2 separate regions of the Homo sapiens genome follow, and region 1 is linked to region 2. Evidence: chromatin loops called from intact Hi-C (ENCODE). Cell type or tissue: mammary epithelial cell. All regions are shown on one strand. Links, peaks and the distances in the headings refer to the core of each region. The heading gives the core; the rest is flanking DNA.

Evidence for each region. Peaks named below come from ENCODE experiments on the same cell type or tissue, not always from the same donor. Only the 100,000 strongest peaks of a DNase experiment are listed, where the experiment ranks them.
Region 1: it touches region 2 in a loop (2.6-fold over the local background); 7 of 110 quality-filtered maps call a loop at or near these places.

What each region holds. Positions count from the first base shown.
Region 1 is chr10:77,247,640-77,255,973 of GRCh38, reverse strand. It overlaps KCNMA1 (potassium calcium-activated channel subfamily M alpha 1), which reads left to right. Exons shown (of 28, transcript NM_001161352.2): 3 at 4,718-4,779. Among named protein-coding and RNA genes, the nearest start is that of KCNMA1-AS3, 99 kb to the left of the region's middle. In mammary epithelial cell, for the core only: a CTCF peak has its summit at 4,516 (motif pointing left); no DNase peak of the experiment used is centred there.
Region 2 is chr10:77,501,805-77,510,138 of GRCh38, reverse strand. All of the region lies in intron 1 of KCNMA1 (potassium calcium-activated channel subfamily M alpha 1), which reads left to right. Among named protein-coding and RNA genes, the nearest start is that of KCNMA1, 130 kb to the left of the region's middle. In mammary epithelial cell, for the core only: a CTCF peak has its summit at 4,983; DNase peaks (open chromatin) are centred at 3,928 and 5,048; H3K27ac peaks cover 3,832 bases.

The DNA.
Region 1 (8,334 bases), core at 265-8,264, 250 kb after region 2:
TTTGCACCAGGCTCCTTCTTTGCATCAGGTGTTAGGGACAGATTTTTTTTTTTTTTTTTTTGAGATGGAGTCTCACTCTGTTGCCCAGGCTGGAGTGCAATGGCACCATCTCGGCTAACTGCAACCTCTGCCTCCCAAGTTCAAGAGATTCTTCTGCCTCATCCTCCTGAGTAGCTGGGAATACAGGTGAGCGCCACCATGCCTGGCTAACTTTTTATATTTTTAGTAGAGACAGGGTTTCACCATATTGGCCAGGCTGGTCTCGAACTCCTGACCTCGTGATCCCCCCACCTCGGCCTCCCAAAGTGCTGGGATTACAGGTGTGAGCCACCATGCCCAGCCCACTTTTATATTTTTTTATTTTGCTTTTTTTGGAGACAGAGTCTCACTTCGTTGTCCAGGCTGGAGTGTAGTGGCATACTCTTGGCTCACTGCAACCTCTGCCTCCAGGGTTCAAGTGATTCTCCTGTTTCAACTTCCCAAGTAGCTGGGACTACAGGTGTGCACCACCACAACTGCTAATTTTTGCATTTTTTGGTAGAGCCAGGGTTTCACTGTGTTGGACAGGCTGGTCTAGAACTCCTGGCCTCAAGTGATCCACCTGTCATGGCCTCCCAAAGTGCTGGGATTACAGGCATGAGCCACTGCACCCTGCCCTTAAAAAAAAATACACCGTGTATGTGTGTTCCTGGCATTCTTTTGTGCAAACACATGTCTTGTTTGATCTTGGAGTTTTGAAAATAGATGACTCAAACACCATTGTTCCAATGACATTTATCAAATTGCTTTTGTTTTTAGGAATCTGGCACACCGAGTACTCAATATCTCCACACAGTATATGGGTGTTTTCAGTAAATCTGAGAAGGTGACAATTCATACTGTCCAAGATGGCTGAGGTAATTTGTTGAGCTCAGACTATGGCAAGTTTAGCAACCAGGACAGGCTCTCAAGCAAGCTAGCAGAAGTGCCCTAAGAGGCAATGCTCAAATTATCTGTGTATCACACTGCTGCCCCCAAGCCCTTGTGTGGGACAATGCTTTGTTACATGCTTGGTTATTGTCTTATTCTATGACTCAGCTGCTGTAGGGCAGGGATGCTTTGCTTTCTGGGGTACTGTGCTTTCCTTGGCCTCATTTTACCATGTCCCTTGGGCTTCTGTCCTCCTTGTCCCTGAAACTATAGAAGCTTGCAAAAGGATTCCCAATGGCCTCAGCCCTTCGTGAAGAGATATTAGAGTAGTGGTACTATGTAGAAAGGAAGGACATTTTGGGAAAGGAGAGGATATTGAGATAAGGGCCCTACTTTTTCTATCTTTACCCAGTTACTAATGATCCATCTAGGCAATAGTTCATTTTATATTGGCTAAACCTGTACTATATGATTTATCACTAATTGCATAATAGCATGGGATTAATCTACAGAAGAATGACTCTATAAAAAAGAGTATATTTTGCCAGGTGCAGTGGCTCATGCCTGTAATCCCAACACTTGGGGAGGCTGAGCCAGGTGGTTCACTTGAGGTCAGGAGTTTGAGACCAGCCTGGCCAACATGGTGAAACCCCCTCTCTACTAAAAATACAAAAAATTAGCCGGGTATGGTGGCAGGCACCTGTAGTCCCAGCTACTTGGGAGGCTGAGGCAAGATAATTGCTTGAACCTGGGAGGCAGAGGTTGCAGTGAACTGAGATCGCGCCACTGCACTCCAGCCTGGGCGACAGAACGAGGATCTGTCTAAAAAAAAAAAAAAAAGAGTATATTTCATGACTCCAAGTGGCCTCCCATCTTCTGTTTTTCTTGGGCCTTATGTATAGGATATGTTAAATACTTAGGTGACTATTTGGGGTGCTCTATAATAATACCATTACCATGCAGACTAAAATGTAATCATTTTGTGTTTTCAAACTTAGAGTTCTCAGACAATGGGGATTTGTTAGAGAGATAGAGAAAGAGAGAGACTAAACTGACACTTCTAAGGTGGCTTTGCTAGGGGCCTAGAGAAGACAAGTCTCTGATGGGGATTCTATTTTCATGGCCACATCCAAAGTATTGATGTGTTTTCTGCAGCACCTGGATCTGGGCTGACAATGTGATCAAGCCTGACACGATAAAGAGGCATTTAGCAAGTTTCAAGACTACGTGCACAGTTACCTTAATACTGAGAGGCAGATCATCTCCCCAGGGAGCATTTCATCGTACATCATGGGGCAGTTTGCCTATCCTGTATCTCATTGAGAGGAGGCCTTCCAGCTGAATACGTGGACCCAAATGCATGTCCATTCAACAGAGTCTTCAGGGCCAGGGAGCTGTGGAGGTTATTTCCCTCCTGGATTTCTTCCCTCTCTTACCCTATCAGAGAGATGCTGATATTTGAGTTTTCATCTTCAGAGGGTAGCAGGATTCCTGGCCTCCTCCTGTCACTGGCTGATTTGCTTAAATAAGGAATGCATTAGTCCCCATCACTGACTCCAAGTGGAGGCAGCTGGAGCAAATTAGGATCAGCTACATTGGCCATCTGGATGCTGCGAAATCATTGCCATTGCAGGGGTCTTAGATTTTGAGTTCCTTACAGAATGATGTAGATGCCATTTGCAAGGGCTTCTTTCCAGTCCTTTTCTGCAACAGTGGCTTTGGGTGGCATAGGCCTATATAGCCAGCTCTGACAGATGCTCAGCATTCACAGATACACACACAGGGAGCCAAATGGACAGGGATTAGTCTTAAATCAGCTGTTTATGAATGGAGAAGAGGCCCTTCTCCTGGGTTCTGGCCACACCCCTTCTCTTTGCAGCTTTTTGAGAATGAGGTCAGGGCCAGGATCTAACTGCTTATGCCTCAGAAATAGCAGCACAGATCAAAATTAATCTTAAGCTTTTTGTTTTGCTGCCTCCTTTAGATAATAGAGGAAAAAGCGAAGGCCTGCTCATGTTTTTGTTTGCTTGTTTTTGTGTGTACCTTTGAAAGGAACATATGAATGAATATGTGTGATGGGAGGGGTTGAGGTGAGGCAGCTAAGAGGGATTAGTGCTGGGCGGGTGATAATTACTGATAGACTGCAGCATTCAATTGGAGCATGTTTTAGTTGTTTTTTTTTTTAAATGGCAGAATGAAATAAACCTCAGTGGTGTATTGTTTTAGCACCTCCCTTTATATGGAGATTTTATCAGTTGCTATGAAACTGCATATTCCTTTTACAGTGTCCAATTGTTTTTAATGGTCATTTTCTGGGCTGTGCAAGCCACCATTCTGCCCCAGGAGCTCCATGCAGTTTTGCAATGCTTTAAATGAGTATCTCATGCAGATTTCATTTTCTGTCAGCCACTTTGGCACACATAAAAAATACAGGAGTGTGTGTGTGTGTGGGTGGGTGTAAAAGAGAGAGATTCTGTCTCTCATACATACACAGGCACACGTGCCCGCACACACACACACACACACACACACACACACAAAGCTTGATCATGCTTAGTCTTTACATAAATTGGGATTCCTCTCTACCCACCAGCCAAGGCCTGAGAGATGTCAATAGATGGACACTGAGGAGACTGACTTCCAATGCCCTTCAGCCTGCAGTCTCTTCAGGGTATTAGCATACCTGGAAAGGTTGACCTAGCAGCCAGGCATTGTGTGTAATGGTGGTGCTTACTTTTTATTCTCAGGCTTAATTGTTGGCTGAAAGCATCTTCTTTATTTCTGACTATCCTTTATTTGCATTAATAGTCTCCTCTGTGAAAGATTAAAGAAAGTAGAATGTGTACTGAGGACAGAAGTGTCAGTGTCAGCCTAATCTGCTACATATTCATTCTATGGACCTTAGCATGACAGGTATCCACTGAAGGAGATGCCAAAACTGTCTTCCATCCATGGAGATTAATTTTGAGTGAAGAGTGTAAAGTAGGACAAGGATTGTCACATAACTGGCCTAATGGATTGCCTAATTGACTTCCTGAACTGGAACTACTTTCCTAAATATTTCAGAAGTGTTCTAATCATATAGATCATACATGCAGTGAATATATCTTTATGTATGTCCACACATACACACACGGACATTTGTACGAGCAAATTTGTGATCTTCAAATTGGTATCTCTTATGTAGTGACAGAAAGTAGATTAGTGTGGTCTGGGGCTTGGAAATGGGAAAGGGGATTGATTTAACAGGCATGAGGGATCTTACTGGGATGATGAAAATGTTCTGAAACTGGATTACAGTGATGATTGCATAACTTAGTAGATTTACTAAAGTCATTGATGAATTGTACTTTTTAAATGGGTGAATATTGTGGTATGTAAATTATGCCTCAATGAAGCTGTTAAAGTTGATATTCCTCTATTGGAGTTCCTGCAGATCCTAGACTACATATAATATTAAAAATTGTATCACCCTAAATTTTCACCTGCTTTTTTCCCACTGAAGTTTATCAACTACAATTGCAGAGAAGCTGGACTTCGAGATAACAGGGTCAGATAAAAACCCAGTGCCCTGAGACATAAAAGGCTACCCTGACCCCTATTGGCAAGGAGCGAGGTTGCTGCCCATTGCTGTATGAAGAGCCAAACCTGAAGCAGTAATGGGGGGCTGGGGATGAGGGTGAGATTTCCAAGCAGGTCCCCAAGGGCAATGGGCACCGTATTTCAAAGCTGCTTCGGTATGTGTCAAAAAACCCAAACATCCTGAGGTCCAACTCTTAAGTGATGGCATTCTCCTCTTCTTTTACAGGTTGTCTTAGTCTTTGCTCTCAGCATCGGTGCACTTGTAATATACTTCATAGATTCATCAAAGTGAGTATTCAAATATACTTTCTTGCCCTCGTTTCATAAACAATCATGAGCCTTTACATTGATCCATTTATTTACCTTGACACCAACCTTTGCAAGACCTTCTGAGTGCAGAAGATTTTGGAGGAAGCTAGTGCTGTACTGTACTGATTTTCTAAATGGGAAAGAAAGTTCTCAGAAGGAAGGCTATTTTGAGTCTGCTGGCATAGGAGGGTGAGGTATATGAGGTCAAGTCTTCTTGCTGGGTATTACTTATTTTTAAAGAGCTGTTTCCTAATGATGTATTTGCACTGAAGATGTCAAGTAGTTAAGATGACTTGATGGGAATTTGCAACTTCTGGGAGGGTGACAGTTTCCCACAGATGAGGGTCTGAGCCATTCTTGCTATGGTTGTAGGATCCTTTTCTCAATTGGGTTTCCAATGCTTTGATCTTACTGGAGGTCAGATTAGAAAGCATGATGCTATCCTTTCACCTGCCAATCGGGTATTCAGCTGAAGCATTGCACGCTGGTGCTTCTTGACTTGTGAAGGTAAGGAGATGGATGGAGGAGTTCATCATGACCCCCAGAGGTGGAGGCCCTGGCCATTTGAGGACTTCTAGAGTGGACACTCATGCAGACTCCTTGGGTGCCAGCCGAATGGACTGGTGCTCCAGAGTGAGCCTGGGTGACAGATGATAAAGACCTTGCAGAAGGATGAAGAGGGCACAGACTAGAACTGCAATGTTGCAGCCAGTTCTGCCCTGATTCCTGCAGGTGCCAACCCTGAGGAAATAATTTGTTCCAACTATACTATTGCAAATCATGAAGTTGATGGCATCTGGGAAACAAGCTGGAGTCTAACTCATTTTCTGTTGTGGCGTGAACTTGGCAACTCTGGTGACAATGGCCTTGAGCTTGTTGCCTTTATTGTCCACTGTGTGAGTGTTTTGAACTTTAAACTCTATCCCTGGCATGGTTGGCTACTAGACTTTGATACTAGGAAACCTGCTTGGTGTGCCTGTTGGCTCAGACTCTGGTGTGCCTGAATTCTGAGCTTAGTGCTCCTTTCCTGTGGCTTGGGATGGTGGTAATTTCATGCACAGCTAAACTCAGAATTTCTCAGAGCCATCTGGTCACCGGCCAAGGATTTTGTGCATTTGGGTGGAGAGGCCAAAATGTCAGTCAGGGAAAACAAAGCAAATATCTCCTTTAATAACCTGTCTCTGGGAATCAGCCAAGTTTAAGCCTATCAGAGGTCCTTCAGCCCACCCCACATGCGAGGCTGGGCTGCCCTCACCCATCTCAGATGGAGAGTCCTTTAAACGCTGTCAGGAGACAAGATTCCACATGCTCCCTCCATCAGCTCTCCCGAGCCAAGAAAGAGAAGAGCTTGTTTAAGTTTGGAAGACTCCCATTGGCATGTCATTGAAGGTAAGCCCCCTTTTAAATATTTACTGTTAATGATTCTGGATCCTATTTGTATTGAACTGAAGATCCTCTAAAGCCCCTGGTCTTATTTCTCCAATCTCTCTCCAGGGGTGTTCTTACATGTCGTGGGGTGCAGACCCTGCCAACTTCCATGCTGAGACTCAGGAAAGAGGTTTGGGCTTGAAGCTTGTATGTCCCAGAGAAAGAAAACCCTAATGTGGAGGTGAGTGTGTTGATGGGTTAGAAGTCCAGATGCCTCAGCCAGCACCTTCCTTCCCTTTTCGTTTTTTTATTTTTTTTATTTTTTTAACCTTTTGTCCCTCTGTATTTCTCAGAAATAAAATGCTCTTTAGATGGATTTGGATTGTGTCTTTTTTTACAGTCTACTATGAGGCAGTCTTTTGTTCTGTAGATCCTGGTGTTCTCTGTTTCCGTGTGAGAAGATGAAAAGGAATGAAATTCCCCAATGCACCCTCTTCCCCTAATGTCCTACACCATCTCAATGTCCTTTGGCTTTAATTGTGATCCTTCTAGGCCTTGGCGAAGATGGCACTGGGAGTCCTCTCTGATTCTGGTTTCTTTTATGAACTTGCAAATAGTCTATCCCAAGGATGGAACTTCAGTCCTGTCCTCACCTTTTCCTGGCAAAAATGCCCATAAGGTTAGAAACAAGGCTATTCCCATTCTGCCTGAGGACTGTCGTAGCCTCATCCCAGCTTTAGCCTTTCTTCTCTGTTGCTAAACTGTGTGATTTGGCATAGCAAGGCTTTGTTTATAAGAAGACCTTCTGGTTATTTATATAGAAACTTTTCATTTTCATGACTTCATTTTGTTCTGAGAGCATATCCGAAGATTCTGTCCGGTGGCAGGCCCAATCAGTGGATTCAGCACAAGGGAGTTTTCCATCTTCCTTGGGAAAGACGGCAAGCAAGCTCAGTTTTAGTTTGGGAGAGAATTAGTGTAGAATCTCTAAAGCCATCTCTATGGTAAGTCCATAGATTTCCAGGAATAAAACACAGTGAAACCTATTAAAAAATTATAATCGAGCTTAGTGAATGAGAAAAAAAAATGAAGTTCTATCCACATATAAGATGCAAATGGAAAGAAAGTGAGAAAGTAGAATGTACATTCTTAAAATCCATGTCTTTCATTCAAAACTGTTACCAGTTTTACACATTCATGGTTTGGCTGGCCATCTGGGTATTTTGGAAAGACAGCTTTAAACTTCTCGTGGAAGTTATACTAAATCATCACCCTGGAAAAAAAGCACCCAGAATTCTCCAGATGAATTGTAGCTAGTATTTACACCCTTCAAATAAATGAATCAGGGGACAGTCTATAGGCTTTCCCACAAGTGAATCTAAACCAACAGACATGCGTGAAATGGCTTGTCTCAGTGAATTTTAGCCAGAGCTGCCCCTCCCCTCCAGAATGCTGAGGACTATCCTGTAGCACAAGTTTGAGATTCCAGGCTCTCTGCACCCAGCCCTTTGAAAAGTGCAAGGAATGCCGATTAATGTATAAAACAGGCTCCCTAGGTCTGCTGGACCAGCTATGTCTCGAGGCAGGCCAGCTCCAGTTGTGCAAGTGGACAAGCAGGCTAGGTAGTTATTTTACTTCTGTCCATTAGCAATACAGCTCAGAGAAAGGTCATCATTGGTGGTTTATGATCTTTTTAACCTTTTAAAGCTCTTTTTACTATCCAGAGGTGATGGATAAGTCACTTCCAAAGACAGCTGCACACCTTTCATTTTTGGCCATTAGGCAAAGACAGATCCCAGCATAGGGCGTTTTCTTTGGGTCTGATCTTAATGAACCTAGGGTGGTTGTGAGGGAAGACTCATTTGTGTAGCTGCAAGTGATTACTATCTGGCTAAGACAGATTGTCCTCAGAGCTCCTGGAATTGAAAACCAAAGATAATTACGTTAAACCTTACTAAAATTATGCTTTATCATCCCAGCAGTAGACTCTCTAGAAACACCCAAGCAGAGGAAGATGCCTCTGGACTGAGTCTTTGGTCAGACATCATGTTAGTGCCTTAACAAGCACAGACAAGCATTGAGCCCTCCACACACCATCTCCCCAAAGATCTCCAATTAGCCACACGAGGTGGATTGTGTACAAAAAGCTCCCTTTCTTTTGCATTC
Region 2 (8,334 bases), core at 51-8,050:
GTACCCCAGGACTGTGTGAATCCCCAAATCTCTTTTCTTTCCTTTCTATACTCCTGTCATCGCTTGGAGCTTGAAGTGGGGGGTAGGAGTGGGGAGAAAGGAGCAACACTCATGGAAGGAGAACCAGGCCTCCAAGCAGCAGCAGTGGGATTGTGCTAATTGGGTTATGATATCAGCCCCATAAGGTTGTAGGGTCTTGCACTCCACTTGCCATAGAGTTGGTGTTTGACAACTAATGATCCCCAGAATTTAGCTGTGCCTTGCTGAGGGTGGGAGGAGGACTGTTAGCCCAGCAGCATTGAGGAGTAAAGTGGATAACATCCAGTGAGCCATTCCCTAGCACAGTTTTAAAACATAACGTTAATTTTTGTTTTTCTTATTATAAACATACCACATGCTTCCCGAAGGAGATTCTGAAAATACATAAAAGCATAAAAATGCATATCCATTAGGATGGCTATTATCAAAAAAGTTGGAAAACAACAAGTGTTGACAGGATGTGGAGAAATTGGAACCCTTGTCCATTGCTGGCGGGAATGTAAAATGATGCATTCACTGTGGAAAACAGTATGGCAGTTCCTCAAAATATGACACATAGAATTACCATGATCCAGCAGTTCCACTTTGGGGTATATAACCAAAAGATATGAATGCAGGAAATCAAAACGATATTTGCAAACCCATCTTCATAACAGCATTATTCACAATAACCAAGAGGTAGGGCCGGGCATGGTGGCTCACGCCTATAATCCGAGAACTTTGAGAGGCTGAGTCAGGCAGATCACTGAGGTCACGAGTTCGAGACTAGCCTGGTCAACATGGTCAAACCCCGTCTCTACTAAAAAGACAAAAATTAGCCAGGCATGGTGGTGTGCACCTGTAATCCCAGCTACTGGAGGCTGAGGCAGGAGAATCACTGGAAGCTGGGAGGCGGAGGTTGCAGTGAGCCGAGATTGCATCACTGCACTCCAGCCTGGGTGACAGAGTGATACTCTGTCAAACAACAACAACAACAACAACAACAACAACAACAACAAAACCCAACAAAATGACAACAACAAAAAACAGTAACCAAGAGGTAGAATCAACTGAAATGTCCGTTCAATGTGGCATAGACATACAGTGATTATTCTACCTTGAAAAGGAAGGTAATCCTGCCACATGCTACAACATGGGTGAACACACCTTGAGGACATTATGCTAAGTGGAATAAGCCAGTCGCAAAAAGACAAAACACAATACTGTGTGATTCCACTTATATGAGATACCTGGAGTAGGCAAATTCACAGAGACAAAAAGCGAATGGTGGTGGCCAGAGGCTGGAGGTGGAGGGAATAGGGAGATGTTTTTGGTTACAGGGTTTCACCATGGGTTGATGAAAAAATTCTGGACGTGGATGGTGATGATAGTTGCACCACAATGTGAATGTACTTCGTGCTATAGAACTAGACACTTAGTTCAATACCAGCCTAGGCAACGTAGTGAGATCATGCCTTTACAAAAAGAAAAAAAGAGAGAGAGAGGGAGAGAGCACCTCTACAAAAAAAAAAAAAAAAAGAAAAGAAAAAAAAAAGAAAAAGGAAAAGTGGTTCCAATGGTAAATTTTATGTGATATTTATTTTGCCACAATAAAAAGAGCATAAAAGTCAAAGCAGGCTGAGTGGGGGGACTCGCGCCTCTAATCCTGGAACTTTGGGAGGCCGAGGCAGGCAGACTGCTTGAGCCTAGGAGTTTGAAACCACCCTGGGTAACATGATGAAACCCCATCTCTACAAAAATTACAAAAAAAAAAAAAAAATAGCCAGGCATGGTGATGCGTATCTGTAGTCCCAGCTACTTAGGAGGTTGAGGTGGGAGGATTGCTTGAGCCCAGGGGGTTGCGGTTCAGTGAGCTGAGATCGTGCCACTGCATTGCCGGCTGGGTGATACAGTGATACCCTGTCTCAAAATAAAATCAAATAAAAATGAAAGCAGCAGTTAAATCCTAGAGATGATTGCTGTTCATATTTGAATGTTTTATGTCACTCTTTTCTCTATGCATTTAGATGCATACATAAATATCTTCCTGTTTTATCAATAATTCTTTGAAGCTATGCTTTTAAATGATGCATATTAGTTTCCCAAGTAGATACACTGCAGTTTACTTAACCATCTCCCTATTGTTGGTCCTCTGAGTTATTTTCAGTTTTTCAGTGTTTCAGGTTGCACTGCAGTCAAGAACTGAATATGTCCATTTTTATTTACATCACAGACTTGTTTCTTTAGGACAGATTCCTAGAAGCAGAATTGCTGGGCCAAAGGATGCACATGTTTTTTAAGATTCTCTATACATTGCCAAGTTGCTTTCCAGAAAGGTCATGCAGCTTTCATGAAATCTCACCAAAAGTGTGTGAGAAAGTGGCTTTTCTGTTAGCTTTCCTTCCCTTTTCAAGAGGGAGCTCAGGGGATGCAGAGAAAAACAGGAAGGCAGTCTGGTCCCTTCAGATCTTGGAGCTGGGTCATAGCTTGGGCATGTTGTCTCTTGGGCAGTGAATGGGCACCTCGTTAGAGCACTGGGACAGGGCTGATTGGCACTCTGGCCACCCAGGAGCGTGGAGCCTGCCTGCAGGAAAGAACAGTCAGTTCATGGATAATCCCTTGATATTGGTGCTCTGGTTCTAGTCCAGAGATTTTTATCAGGGCTGACTGCAAGTTCAGCTCTGGGATGGGGCAGTGGGGGTAGTCTGCTGAGCTGGTCAGACTGAGCTTCCTGATTCGGTCCTCAGGTCATTTCAAGGGAACACATTGGAAAGTCATCTCCACGTTGCTCTTCTCCATTGTACGCAATACAACATTTTAAGGAACAAACAGTACCTTCTTCCTCATGAACATTATTCTGTTTAACAGGGAGCCAAACGAAGTTGCAAGAGTCCTCATTTTCCCATGGTGTTCCATAGAGCTGTTTGTATTTTTAATAAAAAACTAATAATTCAGAGGCTGCAAAGCATTTGTTTTTAAATTTAAAAATGTTTTATAGACTATGGAAACAAAAGTTTGCTTCCCCTGCCCATTTGGGAAACAGAGCACTGCTCTCATTCTTAGGGGACAGCATACACATGGGTCTGGGATGCATGGCCTGCTCCTCTGGAAGGAAGTTTTGCCATGGGCGGCTGGAGGGGCTTCAAACACTGAGCCAGAGAGAGGGTTAGGAGCTGAGGGCTTCATAGGAACATCTGTCTTTTACTCTCTCTCTTCATATTTCAAAGCTCTCTCTCTCTCCCTCTCTAACACACACACACACACACACACACACACACACTCTCTCTCTCTCTCTCTTTCTCTCTCTCTCGGAACATCTTTCTCTCTCTTTCTTCATATTTCAAAGCTCTCTCTCTCTCTCTCTCTCCCTCTCTAACAAACACACACACACACACTCTCTCTCTCTCTCTCTCGGAACATCTCTCTTTCCCTCTCTCTCTTCATATTTCAAAGCTCTCTCTCTCTCTCTCTCTCTCCCTCTCTGTCTCTCTCCCTCTCTAACACACACACACACACACACACACTCTCTCTCTCTCTCTCTCTCTCTCTAGGAACATCTCTCTTTCCCTCTCTCCATGTTTCAAAACTCTGTCTCTCTCTAACTCTCTCTCTCTCTTTCTCTCTCTGTCTCTCTGATAGATGCATACAGATTTGGTATTTAAAAACATCAACTCTGACTGTGTTCTTGGTTTCTCTCTAAGTATAAGAAGCCAACAAGGCTCCTTGAAGATTCCCTCTTTTGATATTAGAATGATCTTGAAAGGAGCTCTAACCATACCCAGAGTAGGGGGGCTCCCTTAGGTTGAACCCCTAGATGTGCTGCAGCCAGTGGGGAGATGCTGGAAGAAACAGATTGAATCATGGACCTGCCCATCAGGGTCATCTGAGGAGTCTCACTGTTGGTGGTTTCAGATCTTCCAGAAGAAACTCTAATTAGCTCTACACAAGAGCCAGAGGGGTTAGTCACCAAAGAGTGATTCACCCCATCACTCTTTGGTGAATTTAACCAAATTTAAATGGTGATAGGGAATTCCTTTTACAATTCCCTAAGAGGAAATGAGAGAAAGAGTTGGTCTTTCCCAAGCAGCATGGTTTTCAGGGACTTGCTTCTCCTGGTGCCTTCTCTAGTCAGTTGCCAAATCCTCGTGGCTCAACTCTTCTCCACTGCTGCTGTCTCTTTTCTAGTTCAGGCTTCCATTGCTGCTTGCTTGGACTCTTGCAGTACTCTTCCAGCTGGTCTCGTGACTCTGTCATTTCTGATTAGTCATACATCTTACTACCCACTTAAACTTTCTAAATGTTAGCTAATTACTTCACTTTCCTCCACAAATACTCTTTCATGGCTCCTCATTAACCAAAGGAAAACAAAAAGTCCAAACTTCTCTTCTTGGTGCTCAAAGATCTCCATCATTCCTCCCTGTGTTCCTGGGCTGCAACCCACATAACTAGTCACCCCTATCTCCTGCCTTATGTGGGAGTTCATTTTATCTTTTCTGCTTTCTTGTCTGTGTATCCTGAAATTCCACTCATTCTTCATGGCCTGGGGCTAAAGCCAGGAAGCTTCTGTTTTTGATGTTCTAAGTTAGAAGTAACATCTCTCTCCTCTAACTAATGAGCTTCCCCCCAACCAAAGCTTCTACCCCATTTCCTCTCTAATGGCACTAATCTTTTGTATCTTCTGTTAGGGTTTTTGGAATACTAGTGACATCTCCTAGAGCCTTGTAAAGCTCTTATTTGCCTTCAAGTGCCCCCCATTGCCAGGGCATGGAGCCTTGCACAGGGCAAATATTCAGCAATGTTGGATGAATAAATGAAGAGTGACCAAGGGTTGCCAGTGGTAGTCAGTCTTTATTTTCACCCCGCACTGCTATTTGCCCTGTACTCACTTGGACTGGTTCCTGCTGGTGAGAAACTTGCTACCCAGGTACCACTTATTTTAAGCACATTTATGCATTTCCAGGCACGTAGCAAGGGGGCAGCAGGTTAGTGATTCATGAGTAGGTGGAAAAGGTGATTGCCTTGAGAGCTGCTGACTCAGCCGCCAGCCGTTAACCCTGGTGCTCCTCTGGGCCCTGAATCAGTGAGTGGATGGCATGAATGAACAGATGGCCAAGGAATCTCAGGAGACCCGAGTCTCCTGGATTTGGACTTTCCAGCATTAGAGGTGCACAGCCCAGAGCCTCACAGGGAATGCTAGAAGCTGCAGTATAATCATGGCACATTTTCCTGGAGAACCAGTTCTTCTTGAAGGTTTGGGAATGAATATTATTTTGTATTCAATCACATTTGTCATGAGGAGGAATAAAATATGCATACATATTTTAAAAGATAAAATGCAACAATTTAAAGAAGCTTCCTGGCTGGACATGGTGACTCATGCCTGTAATACCTAGTGATTTGGGAGGCTGAGGCAGGAGAATTGCTTGAGCCCAGGAGTTCATTGCATCATAGTGCAATGAGCTATGATTGCACTACTGCAGTCCAGCATGGGCAACAGAGTGAGACCCTGTCTCTAAAAATATAACAAAAATAAAAAGATAAAATTTAAAATATATATAAAGAAACTGTCTGCTTGTGGAAGGCTTGCTTCAAATTCTAATCCAGACTCCCTGAGGTAGGAGGTAAAAGTTTCTTCTTTTCTGCCTTCAGGGCTGTCATGGGAAAGTTTGCAAGGATCTGGGCTAGTCTGGCACCCCTCTCGGTTGCTCGGTTCCCCATCACTGCCTTCCCACTCCATGGCTTCTCCTCTGCAGGGTGTAGACTATGATGAAGGTTACACTTGAAGAGCAGTGAAACAGAACTGGGTTCCAATCCTGCCAGCTGCACAGACACCATATCTGGAGGGTGATGGGGCAAGGGACATGCTCACTCTCCCTTTCCAGAAGAGATAAAGCCATATGGGCAACCTGCTATCACTGTGAAAAGTGAGTGGAATAAATTGTATAGTGAGTGAAGTGTAAGCTCATGGCGGCAGTGTAAGAAACACATTCTTGCCAGGCAGGCAGATAACCAAGAAAGGACAATTGGGAACACGTCAGCTGATGGAGATGCTACCCAATTGTATCCCTATGTGGAGAGACCCTCCAGCACCATATCCCAGCCACCTGCGCCCTGCCCCCCATTGGACCCCCTCTTCACTGTTTGCCAAGCTGAACATTGGACATGTCACATGTTCCCTCCCTCAGTGCCTGACTTACTAAACAGAAAATGCCCAGTGAAAACTTAGGTAAGATGTCGCACAGTGTTTGGCACTTGATACCTTGTTGCTAATATGGTGGGGACCCCTTCCAGCACTGAAAAATCCCGCAGCACTTGTGGCAGCTCAAACAGAGAATGTACCAGTCACTGGCTCCCCTGAGTTTCTTCAGAAATTGTTTAAGGAGTGCTGGATCCATGAGGGCAGAGGCTTGTCCCAGTCACTACACTGTCTCTACCTGCTGGAACAGGTGCTTAGTATGTACGCCTGCTCTGTGCTGGGCCCATGACTGCACAAGGACAGCTGACTTCAGAGGATTGCTCAGGATCACTGAGAAATTCATTTGGCAAAATATTGTGAATTTAATGGCCTCTTCAATTTGAAATAAAGCCACCCGGCTTTTTGAAATAGAGCTTCCTTTGGGAGCTTAGAACTAAATTCTTGGCTTCATAGAATGCCCTAGCTGGGTGGACGGAGAATCCCAACATATAGATGTATCTAGAATGTCAGAAGTGAAGTGATCTGTCTCTCCAAATCATTGGTGCTAGGGAGAAAGAGGTGAGCATGCTGTCTTTTTAAAGGATTCAACTAACTCTCAGAGCTTTGGAAGAAAGAAAAAAAATCCAAAATGTGTACTAGGTCAGTTTTTATTTGGAAGATGGATTTTATTGTTATATTTTTAAACTAGGAAGTCTCTTACCACTCCCATTCTCCTTCCCTGGCCTAGAGGGGTGGGAGTTCAGATCCCTGCAACATTTTAACCCAAAAAGCTCTTACCTGTTTACCTTTCTTTGATAGAGTTGCCAAGTGGTCTTGGTTTTGTTTTGTTTTTCTTTTAGAAGAGAGGATCTAGCTATGTTGCCTAGGCTTGTCTCAAACTCCTGGGCTCAAGCGGTCCTCCAGCTTCAGCCTCTCAAGCAGCTAGGATTACAGGCATGTGCCGCCACACTCAGCTCACCGAGCGGTCTTGAACAAAAAACCCAAATTGGTCCAAGTATGGATTATACACTAATGATATTTATCACCATCACTATCGTTGTCATTATCAGTTTTATTATAGTGACTTCCAGTTCGGTATCTATTGTGGGTGCTTGGAGCTTTTGCACATGTAATCTTATTTAATCCTCACACCAACCTAGGAGGAAGGTATTATTATTATTGCCCTTTTCCAGGTGGGAAAATTGAGGCTCGGAGAGTTGTAAGTGGCTTGCCTGATGACAAAGGGTGGGTGAGTGGTAGAGGCAAATTTGAACTCAGTGAAGAAAGAGTTCAGGCTTTGCTGTCAGATGGACTGAAGTTCTTCTCTTGGTGTCCATGGGGGTGCCAGAGATGTGGGGGTTCTTCTTTCTCCTTCCAAATCAGACGCAACTGAAAGTCTGAGGACTCAGCTTCAATCTGAGCTCTGATTTCTCTAGAGTATCCAGGATGGAAAAGGGGATGGTAAGATGAAGTTTGCAGGGAGGGCTTCCTGGAGGAGAGGGCTCTGAAACATGAGAGCATTCGGGCAAATAGGAAGGGCAGGTATTTTGGTGGATCCAGAGGCAGGTGGATTCAGAGGTGGGTGGCTCAAGAGTACGGGCCTCCGTCTCCTCGTCTTCCTAAGCATATTTAACTGTGAATGAAGCAAGACAAGAGGTGTATTTCTCCATGTAAGGGAAATGCTATGAAGAAAAGGCATTTCTGGTGTCAGAATCACGATTGTCAGTGGGAGTGTCAGGAAGAAACTTCGTGACTTTTTCTCTCTTCCCAGGCGCCCCCAGCTGTTAGGTTTCATGGCAACCCAATGTGGTAGAAGGCAGTTTCTTTTCCATTCTTGCTGTTAGATTTTTATGTTGTGTGACCTTGGGGCTGCCTTAGGGCCTCTCTGTCCTTCATGGGTCTCACCTGGCAGAGGAGGGGGATACACAGGGTGATTTCCATAGGGACTTACAGCTCTAAAATGCTCGAGTGTATGATCTAATCATGATGACACACAGTCAGCCACAGTGAAATCCCTGACACATCTCAAATTTGAACTGCATCTTTATGAGTGGAAAAACTGTTTCCTGCCCCACAGGACATTTTGATTTAACTAGGACACACCTGACCCTGGTCTGCTCACAGACAGAGAGAATTTGTTC